Regions from separate parts of the Homo sapiens genome. Here region 1 is linked to region 2. A link is a contact called in ENCODE Hi-C data. All regions are on one chromosome and are shown on one strand. Each heading gives the region's core, a stretch centred on a gene start or an enhancer-like site at or near the end of the contact. The rest is flanking DNA. Distances are from core to core; before and after follow the strand shown. Region 1 overlaps RUNX3 (RUNX family transcription factor 3). Region 2 overlaps NIPAL3 (NIPA like domain containing 3).

Region 1 (4,620 bases), core at 881-3,380, 500 kb after region 2:
ACACCTCTAACCCCCGAGGGTCAGGAAAGGTTTCAAGAATTACACAGCCCACCAGGCCTTGGCCTTTGAGGAAGGTGTTCTGGGTTCCCATTCTGACTTGGCCATCTGCTCCTAGGCAAACAGCTCCTCTCTGATGCGTCTGTGCAGTGGGGGTGACCCACCTCACAGGCATATGATAAAGGCCAAAGTGGGAGCAGGAATGCTGGGCCCCAGCCAGTCTGGGGACTCACCAGGGTCACGCAGTGTGGGAGCTAGAGGACCAGGGCTGGATTCTGGGTTGGCAGCTCCTTTACCACTGTCCCCAGGGAATCCTTCCCCACCACCAGCCTGGCCAGCCTGGGGTCCTACCCCCGCCAGGTACCTGATGCTTCTGGGGGAACCAAGAGACCATCAGGGTTACCCCCTTGCCTCCATGCAGGCCCAACACAAGCCCCTGTCATAGGAGTGGCAACCATTTTAGCAGGCATCCATGATGTGCCGGGCACTGTGCAAGGGGGGCCATGCATGTCGTCTCCAAGGGTCATATCCCTCTGACAGGCTGTGACTATCACCCCCGTTTTACAGATGGAAAAGTGGAGGCACACGGTCAAGGTCACACGGTGTGTGGCACCCCTGAGATTCAAACCTGGAAAGGTCACACATGGAGCTCAGCTGCTAAGGTCATCGCTTCCCAAGACCTCCATGAGAGAAGAGCTGGGTCACCTGGCCGTAAGGTCCAGCTGGCAAGAGGCCAGCTCAGTGTTCAGCCTCTTGGGAAAAGCAGAGTCGGGCAGGGCCACAGGAACAGCATCGTCTGCTGGGGACAGTGTGGGCTCCAATGACCAGGCCCGTCACCCATCTGAAGCCACTCGGCAGCCTTCTTGGCCGCCTGGTGCGGCTGTGACCCAGACACAGCAGCCACTGTCTACCCAGCAGCAGGGTGGGGCGCCGGGCCCGAGGCCGGCTCTGCGGCCTGTCAGGAGATTTACACCCGACTCTTAACAGCCTCGCGGAATCGCAGGCGGGTGCCGGGCCTGGGGTGGTCTGCTGTGAATCGGCCCCCTGTGAGCAGATGAAAGCCGGGTCGGTGGCTGGGCAGGGAAACGGGCTGGCCGGGGGCCAGCGGGCAGGGAGGCGAGCGGTTCCCTCCCAGGGCTGCAAGTGGGGCTTCCAGAGGCCTGGGGTTGATTAGGAGAACCCAGGAGGTCTGTGGTTAACCCCTTCCCTCCTGCTGGGCAGACTCCGCTAGCCCTGCCCCTAGCGCAGGAGACACTCCTGGGGGTTGTGGGGATCTTGGGAGCCAGGGACCTGGAGCAGCTGCCTCTCCTCAGCCCAGGAAGAAACTACAGAAACTCTAAGGCCTTCAAAGGCCCAACTGCGGGCTCAGGGTCACTTCTCCTGCCCACGCCAAACCCTCGGCAGCCACACTCTGCTGGCTGCTCACTTCAGGCCCCTGCTCAAAGGTCACCTCTTCAGGAGGCCTCCCCGCCCCATCCCTTGTTCCATCCCTTGCACGCTCCACTCCTTCTCCCAGCTTTGTTTTTCTTCATAGGACTTCCTACTACCCGAAATGACATTAATGAATCATTTGCTTATTCATCAACGATTTATGGAGCAGCTGTGAAGGGCTCCTGCCCACATTCTCAGGGTCTAGCTATACCAGGGCCTGGCAAACCAGAGCAAAGAACTCTGCCCTTGTAGAGCATAAACAACAGGGGGCCGGGTGCGGTGGCTCACGCCTGTAGTCCCAGCACTTTGGGAGGCTGAGGTGGGCGGATCACTTGAGGTCGGGAGTTCAAGACTAGCCTGGCCAACATGGTGAAACCCTGTCTCTATTAAAAATACAAAAATTAGCTGGGTGTGGTGGCGTGTGCCTGTAATCCCAGCTCCTAGGGAGGCTGAGGCAAGAGAATCTCCTGAACCTGGGAGGCGGAGGTTGCTGTGAGCCGAGATCTTGCCACTGCACTCCAGCCTGGGCAACAGAGCAAGACTCCATCTCAAAAAACAAAACAAAACAAAATGGGAGAAATGAATAACAAATGAAACAAACTATCGGACTAGATAGCACCTTAGAAGGTGGTAGTGGTAAGTGCTCGGGGTAACCTTAAAGCCAGGAAGGAAAAGGGGGAGAGGTGAGGAAGGCTGTGTGTGTGCCACTTGAAACAGGCGGGCTGCTGAGAAGTGCAGAGGCTTTAGGGTGTGAAGGAGTGTGCCATGCATCTGGGGGTGTCCGGGGAGGAGTGTTCCAGATAGAAAAAAGAGCAGTGCAAAGGCCCCCGAGGCAGGAGTGTCCCTGGCAAGTTCAAAGACCAGCCAGGATACCAGGGTGGCCAGAGCAGGATGTGGGAGGGAGGGCAGGGGGTAACGGGCACAGGCTAGGGGGGCGTGAGGGCCTTTCCCCCACCGTGGTCCATGCCAGACTTGCCAGGTGTCACCGCCCCTCCTGCTGGGATCCTGGACCTGGCTCAGCAACCTGCTTCTTAACCAGCCCCCAGTGACTCTGAGGGACACCAGCACTGAGAACCTCAGAAACCGAGGCCACACAGGCAGGAAGCCACCAAGCCAGCCTTCAAACCCAGCTGGCCACCTGGCTGCAGGCCGGGCACGCTCTGCAGGGCACCAGAGGGGAACGACCCGGCCACAGAACCCACAGCCGGCCTCAGGGATCTACAGATTCCCAGTCCTTGGCTCCCAGGACCAGCCCCTACTCCCACTTCACCCCACAGCGGGCTCAGATTTCAGAGGGTCGGAGGTGGCAAAACAGGAAAAAAGCCGGGAAAGGAAGTCCAGGAGCACAAAAGGCCTGTAACAACCTGTGAAGGTTGTGGGGGCACTTCCTGGGGCCAGGCCCCGGTAAACTCAGTCAACCTTCACAGCGACTCCCCTAGGCAGACACCAATACCATCCATTTGACAGCTGAGCACACTGAGGTGAAAAGGCCCTTCCAAGTGGCCCTCACTTCCCGCAGCCCCCGGGTCGGAGCCCCCAGGGTGTGCTGACAGTCACCTTGGGCAAAAGGTTTTGCGCCCTGGCCTCTATCCTCTCCTGGGGTTGCCCAAGAGATCAGTTACTGGGGACTTTGCACAGGGCCTGACGCAAGGGAGGGGGTTGCTCAGTGACCAGGAGCCGCTGAGCTGGTCCCTTCACTCTTACAGATGGGGACGCTGAGGACCCGAAAGGCCAAGGATTTGTCCAGGGCCAAAGACAAAGGAGTGGGGCTGCAACCCAGGGTATGGGGGGGGACCTGATCTCAGGGCCAGGATATGCCAGGGACAGGAACAGGCAGGTCCTAAGGATGGGGGACCTAGTAGACTGCCCCCCGACTCCATCTCTGCTCTGTTCTGTAAATAAAACCACTGATCCAGCCGCTGCCGGGGCCCAGAGAGGGAGGTCACCTGTCTCAGGTGGTGCAGCAAGCCTGGCTTCTGACGCCGTGGGTCTCCAGGCCCAGCCTCTGTCCCTCCCTCTTGTTGCCTCGTCCTGAGCCACGCATTTACCTTCCAGCTCACCCCAGAAGGGGCCATCTCAGGTCTGGGAGACCCAGGCAGGGAAGAGCAGGCAGGGGATTCTGCTGGAATCTCCCACAGGCAGGGCTGAGTCTCCATGCTCATCCAGGGGTCCCAGCAGGGCAGAGTGGGCGGCTCTGGGGTGGGCTGGGCTGAGCATGGAGGGCTCTCAGAGGGGCCAACCTTGCCCGGTCCCTTGGATCTTCCCACCAAGCGTCAAGACCCCGTCCCGTGCCTCCCTCTTTCTGGAGTGGCTCCCCTCTTTCTGGAGTGGCTTCTGAGTGCCGCATCCCCACCCAGAGCCCAACTGAGGCTCCTGTCCATGCTGACCCTGCCCCTGGAGACATAGGGCAGGGCTGCCACCTCCTTCAATGGAGACTTGATACCTGCACCTCTATTACCAAGGCAGCCACCCAGCTGCTGCCCATGAGAGAGCTCACCGTTGACTAATGGTGGTGGTGGGAGTGCAGGAAGGGGGCTGGGTACTGAGGACGACAAAACGCTGCGGACCCAGTGACTCATGGGACCCCTCTGTGCTACGGCCACGTGCTGTCCACATGTCGCCCCTGATCTCCAGGTCCGCAGGGTGGGTGGCATCATCACACTTCATGGAGGAGGGAGCTGAGGCCCAGAGAGGTCAGTGACTTGCCCTAGGTCACACTGCAGATAACAGCCCTGGCTAAAGTGACGGATCCCTTGCTAACCCCCACCGCTAAGTGCTTTCTATAGATTAAGCCACTGTTTCCTCGCAATAGCATCATGAGGTAGCTGCTTGTGCGAATATCATTTTTCAGTTCAGGAAACTGAGGCACGGAGATGACTAGCCCAAGGACCCACAGCCAGGAAGGCTGGCTTGGAAACTGCTCTCTACACCATGGTGGTCTATGGCTCATGAGGGCTTCCCAGCCATCACCACCTTGAGACTCCTGGAGTCACTGATCCAGTTCTCAGATGACAAAACTGAGGCCACAAAGAAGACATGACTTGCCTAGGGTCATGAAGCCCAAGGCCAAGGGCATGGGCTGGTCTATGTCTGATCTCAGCAGGAGGGAACCAGCAGGAGTGTGGCCAGGGCAAGTGCTGGCTGGGAGCTGACGGTGCAGGCCTGAGGATGCGTGCCGGGGCTCAGGGCTGG
Region 2 (4,532 bases), core at 1,984-4,483:
CGGTGAGTAGTGATTAACACCGGGAGGAAGGGGAATTGAATTTAACCTTCGTTTTTTTCTGGAAAAAGCGAAGTCACCTAACGTCCCCTAGTGTACATACCCTTCCTTCTTACTGTCACCAGCCTCGCCAACCTGGGTCCCGTTGCCTTGGAATGTTCTTTCCAGTTTTGCATCGAGGCCAAGAGGAGCGGGGGCATGGGCTACCTTACTAAAGGTGATGCCAGGCTCTACCAAACCAGGAAGTGACATGGAGTTAACTTTGCCAGAATTTCTCCTCTTCGTGCCGAGCGGCTCGGGCTTCCTGGCGGCAGCAGATGGTGGAGTTAGCAGGTGGGATGAGGGGAGGCGTTCTTGGTCTAAGCCCGCTTCTGGAACAGAGGTGCTGTCTCCTCGAGTTGTAAGTTTCCAGCTCAGTGGGACGGGACGGAAGAATGTAACCTTCTCGTGAGCCAAAGCCGAGGAACGGGAAGCTTGGCAGGGAACTGGCGCTCACCTCCAGAAGCCAGATCGTCGGGTGGTGGGAAAGAGCGTGTTTTATTGATTTGTTCAGAAAGAGGCAAATTCGAATACAGACGCTATGAGCCACGGCTGTCTCATTTGTAAAACGTGCTCTGTGGGATTGGTGAAATCCGTCATCGAGATAAACGGGGTGGGAATGGAAGCAGAGCACCTAGTGAATTCTCATTCCTTCCTTGGGTCAGTGACCACGTGCTCTAATTGTGGGGTGGTTGACAACGCAGAGGTGACTGCTTGCCTCTCGGGCATATGTAGGTCCTGAAGAAATGCTTCGAAATCAGGAAAAGAGAGTCACCAGGTGAAAAGTATGTGTCTTATAAGGGAGTACAGCTTGCAAAGGGTTCCTCCAGGCTTTCAGTCCGGACTCCCACCCAGCTGAGGGAGAGCCTTCAATCTTTGCAGGCGATGCTTCAGAGGCCTGCGAGTTCCTGAGGCAGAGAGGGAAGCTGCTTTTTAAAAGAAAAATTAAACCACAGCAATGCCAACCACCACAAACAAAAGCAAAACCAGAAAAGCACTTGGGCAAACTACTCTGAAGGATGTTAGGAGGCCTGGGTTCCCACCACTCCCTTGATTGACATGTCGCTAAGGTCTGTTGGCTTTCTCTGACCTCCTGTGGGTGGGGCTGAGTATATCTGCTTGTTGAAGCTCTGGAGTTGTGGTTGATTAGGCCTTAGAAAGGCATTCTTGACTGCGAAGGGGCCACAGTGCACCCAGTGCTTAACCAGCCTGCATTTAGTCAGTCGGTTGGTATGTATACAAGTCACTGTCAGGCTCTGGGCTAGATCTCATTTAGTCAGTTGGTTGGTATGTATAGAAGTCACTGTCAGGCTCTGGGCTAGATCTCAGCTGGGAGCAACTGAACAGGGTATTCCGCAAACACCTCACTGGAGTTTGCGCTCCTCAACTCCATGACTGCTTCATGGTTGAATGCTTCCCGGGGCCTCTCAGAGGTAGAAAGAACCCTGAGCCACTCTTAAGGCTCTTATGATTATTACAAATGCTAAAACATTTTTACAGAAATGTAACACAATAATGCTTTTCACATGTACGTGAAAGTATAGTGAACAATTATGCTTTCCACAAGATTGCAAACACATATTCATAGGGTTTTACAGGCAGGGAAGTCTAGCTATGGGATGTGAATTACCTGATAAAGTTACCCGGTGAATGCTTACATCTCATGTCTGTATATTGGATATATAACCTCGTCTGCAGGTAGTAGCAATAATTTCATCCTGAGGCCCTCTGACAAAGTGAAACCAAGCCAAATGGTTTCTGTAGCTGTCCCTATGCTAAACCTGCATTTGTTGTATCCCAGGACTGGACATGGTGTTCCCCTTATCACATATGTATGTGCTGTCCACACCATGAACCAGAATTCCTGGGCCTAGGGCCGGATAGCAGAAGGAACTGGAAGCTACAGGATACACAGGAGGCAGCTCTCTGAAGCCTCAGGGAGTGGCAGAAATTGTTTAGCTCACAGTGAGCCCTCAGTAAATATTTGTTGGATGAATGCATGAGAGAGAAAGGAATGGACAAAATAAATAATTAAACAGGAGAGAATAAAATTAATCTTAACAGCAGCTCACATTCATGGACCATTTGCTATGCCTGCATTTTACATGTATGATTTCATCAAATTCTCATGACTGCCATGTGGAGTGGGAACATTATTATCTATATTTCACAGCTGGAGAAACTGGCTGAAAAGTTAAATGACCTGGCAAAGGTAAAACAGGTAGCACATGGCACATCAAAAGCAATTTAAAACATTTTTCTATTAAAATAAACATAGACTATGCAGTAGAATACATTTCTAAAAAATGTATAAAAAGTCCTCAAAGAAAACCCTAACACTTTTAAGCAGGGTTTTGGCCATGCCTCCTAGGACACTAGAAGTATACTTTCTCTTCTCTGTTTGGTAGCAAATTTTGAGAAGTGGCACACACCTGTAATCCTAGCACTTTGGGAGGCTGAGGCAAGTGGACTGCTTGAGCCTAAGAGTTCAAGACCAGCCTGATAACATGGCGAAACCCTGTCTCTACAAAAAAATTAGCCAGGCCTTGTGGCACGCGTCTGAGGTCCCAGCTACTTGGGAGGCTGAGGGAGGATTGCTTGAGCCCAGCTTGAGGCCATGTTTGTGCCACTGCACTCCAGCTTGGATGACAGAGTGAGATTCTGTCTCCAAAAAAAGGAAAAGTTCGGGAAGCACTGAAAATATAAGTCCGATGAAATTAGTAGGGATTCTCATCATTGCTGGGTTTATTTGAGGCCACATTATTACCCCCACTTTACAGAGGAGGCAACTGAATCTCTGAGAGGCAGAGTTACCTGGTCACACAGGTTTTCCACCTCCGAGACCAGTGTCACCTCACCTGTGTCAGGCCAATCCTCGGTAGCAGGCCAGTTCTTCTGTTTTCCATGGATGTAGCTTTTCTTCTGATTCTTTTCTTCCTAAGCTGAAACTTAAATAGTTCCCTTTTCGTGGTAGTGGAATTGTTTTTTTTTTTTTTTTGAGACCTGGAGAAGTTAGTATTCTACTTCTTGTGCTCAAGAGCTATGGAAAAAGGGAGGATTTAAGTTAGGGTGCGATGGGAGGAAGGAAGCAGAGTGGAGGAGGAAAGGGAACATTAAGGGCCAGGGAGAAAGCTTTTGAGATAGATGAGTCAGGTTTGTATTAAGGGGAGGACAAAGGCATGATAGGACTTGTTTTTAACTGCTAGAATTGAATTTTGAAGAATTTTTTTAATGGACTCACTTGTCATGGCCGGTTACGTTTTATCTGAATGGTATTCTCTTCTCAGATAACAAAGCTGGGCTCAGTGTTTCCTTGTCCATGCATTTTTAATGTTCCTCTCCACCACCCTAGAGCACCGCAAGAACTGGAAAACACACCCCTCTCTGTCTGCCTGGGAGAGCCACGGAAATTGGCACTTCTCTGAGTGAAGCTGAGGAGAAGGCTGTAAATCTGCCAAAACAGCCTTGAAGTATTCTTTTGTCATGAGGAAGTGACGGCTGCTGGAGGGAGGTGAACACCACAAGGAGAGATGGCATCTGGCCTGGGCCCCGCCTAGCAGCAGCTCCACCTCCTAGGCCAGGCCCTGTGGGATGCGCCACTAGACCACCATGGACGGATCCCACAGCGCAGCCCTGAAGCTGCAGCAGCTGCCTCCCACAAGTAGCTCCAGCGCCGTAAGCGAGGCCTCCTTCTCCTACAAGGCAAGGGCTTTTTTGGGGTTTGGGAATTTGTATTTTCCTAGCAAGGAAGTTACACAGTGCTCTGCATTGGCTAACAGATATGTATGGGGTCTGCATGCCTGTCACTGGTAGAAACAGGCAGGCTCTTCACACAGACAAGGGAATGTGTAAGCAAAAGACAAGAGATGGGCCGGGAGTGGTGGCTCACACCTGTAATCCCAGCACTTTGGGAGGTGGGCGGGTCACGAGGTCAAGAGATTGAGACCATTCTGGCCAGCATGGTGAAACCCCGTCTCTACTAAAAACACAAAGATTGGCTGGGCGTGGTGGTGCCCACCTGTAGTCCCAGCTACTCGGGAAGCTGAGGCAGGAGAATCACTTGAACCAAGGAGGTGGAGGTTGCAGTGAGCTGAGATGGTGCCGCTGTTATCCAGCCTGGTGACAGAGTGAGACTCTGTCTCAAAAGGAAAAAAAAAAAAAAAAGAGATGCTCATTAAAATACATAAAAATAGGGAGGCAGAGAAACACCATAAAAGGTATAGAATAAAAGGAATGCATTCCCACTTAGAAGATTTGATTTTTAAAAAATCACCTACTCTGGGCCAGTTGTGGTGGCTCATGGCTGTAATTCCAGCACGTTGGGAGGCCAAGGCGGGAGGATCTCTTGAGGCCAGAAGTTTGAAACCAGCCTGGGCAACATAGTGATACCCCGCCTGTACAAAACAATTGAAAATTAGCCAGGTGTGGTGGCATGTGCCTGTAGTCCTAACTACTCAGGAGGCTGAGACGGGAGGATTGCTTGAGCCTAAGAGTAG

The links. A loop is a pair of places that touch in the nucleus more often than their neighbours do. Pooled maps may share reads with other maps.
Region 1: a loop to region 2 is called in a map of CD8-positive, alpha-beta T cell, with 17 times the contacts of the local background. The contact joins two enhancer-like sites. A Hi-C loop is called at or near these places in 1 of 168 maps with a recorded cell type or tissue (CD8-positive, alpha-beta T cell), 2 of 37 single-sample maps with no recorded cell type and 1 of 50 pooled maps.

Annotation. Positions count from the first base shown.
Region 1 is chr1:24,913,446-24,918,065 of GRCh38, forward strand. The region is part of intron 3 of RUNX3 (RUNX family transcription factor 3); the gene reads right to left. Among named protein-coding and RNA genes, the nearest start is that of MIR6731, 3.7 kb to the right of the region's middle. RefSeq lists an enhancer at 1,035-1,550. Within about 2 kb of position 2,131, at least 4 of the 41 ENCODE cell types and tissues checked have a DNase peak (open chromatin) inside an H3K27ac peak, as active enhancers do.
Region 2 is chr1:24,415,903-24,420,434 of GRCh38, forward strand. NIPAL3 (NIPA like domain containing 3) reads left to right here. Exons shown (of 12, transcript NM_020448.5): 1 at 1-2; 2 at 3,389-3,738. The coding sequence starts at 3,646. Among named protein-coding and RNA genes, the nearest start is that of NIPAL3, 2.4 kb to the left of the region's middle. RefSeq lists an enhancer at 2,682-3,881. Within about 2 kb of position 3,234, at least 10 of the 41 ENCODE cell types and tissues checked have a DNase peak (open chromatin) inside an H3K27ac peak, as active enhancers do.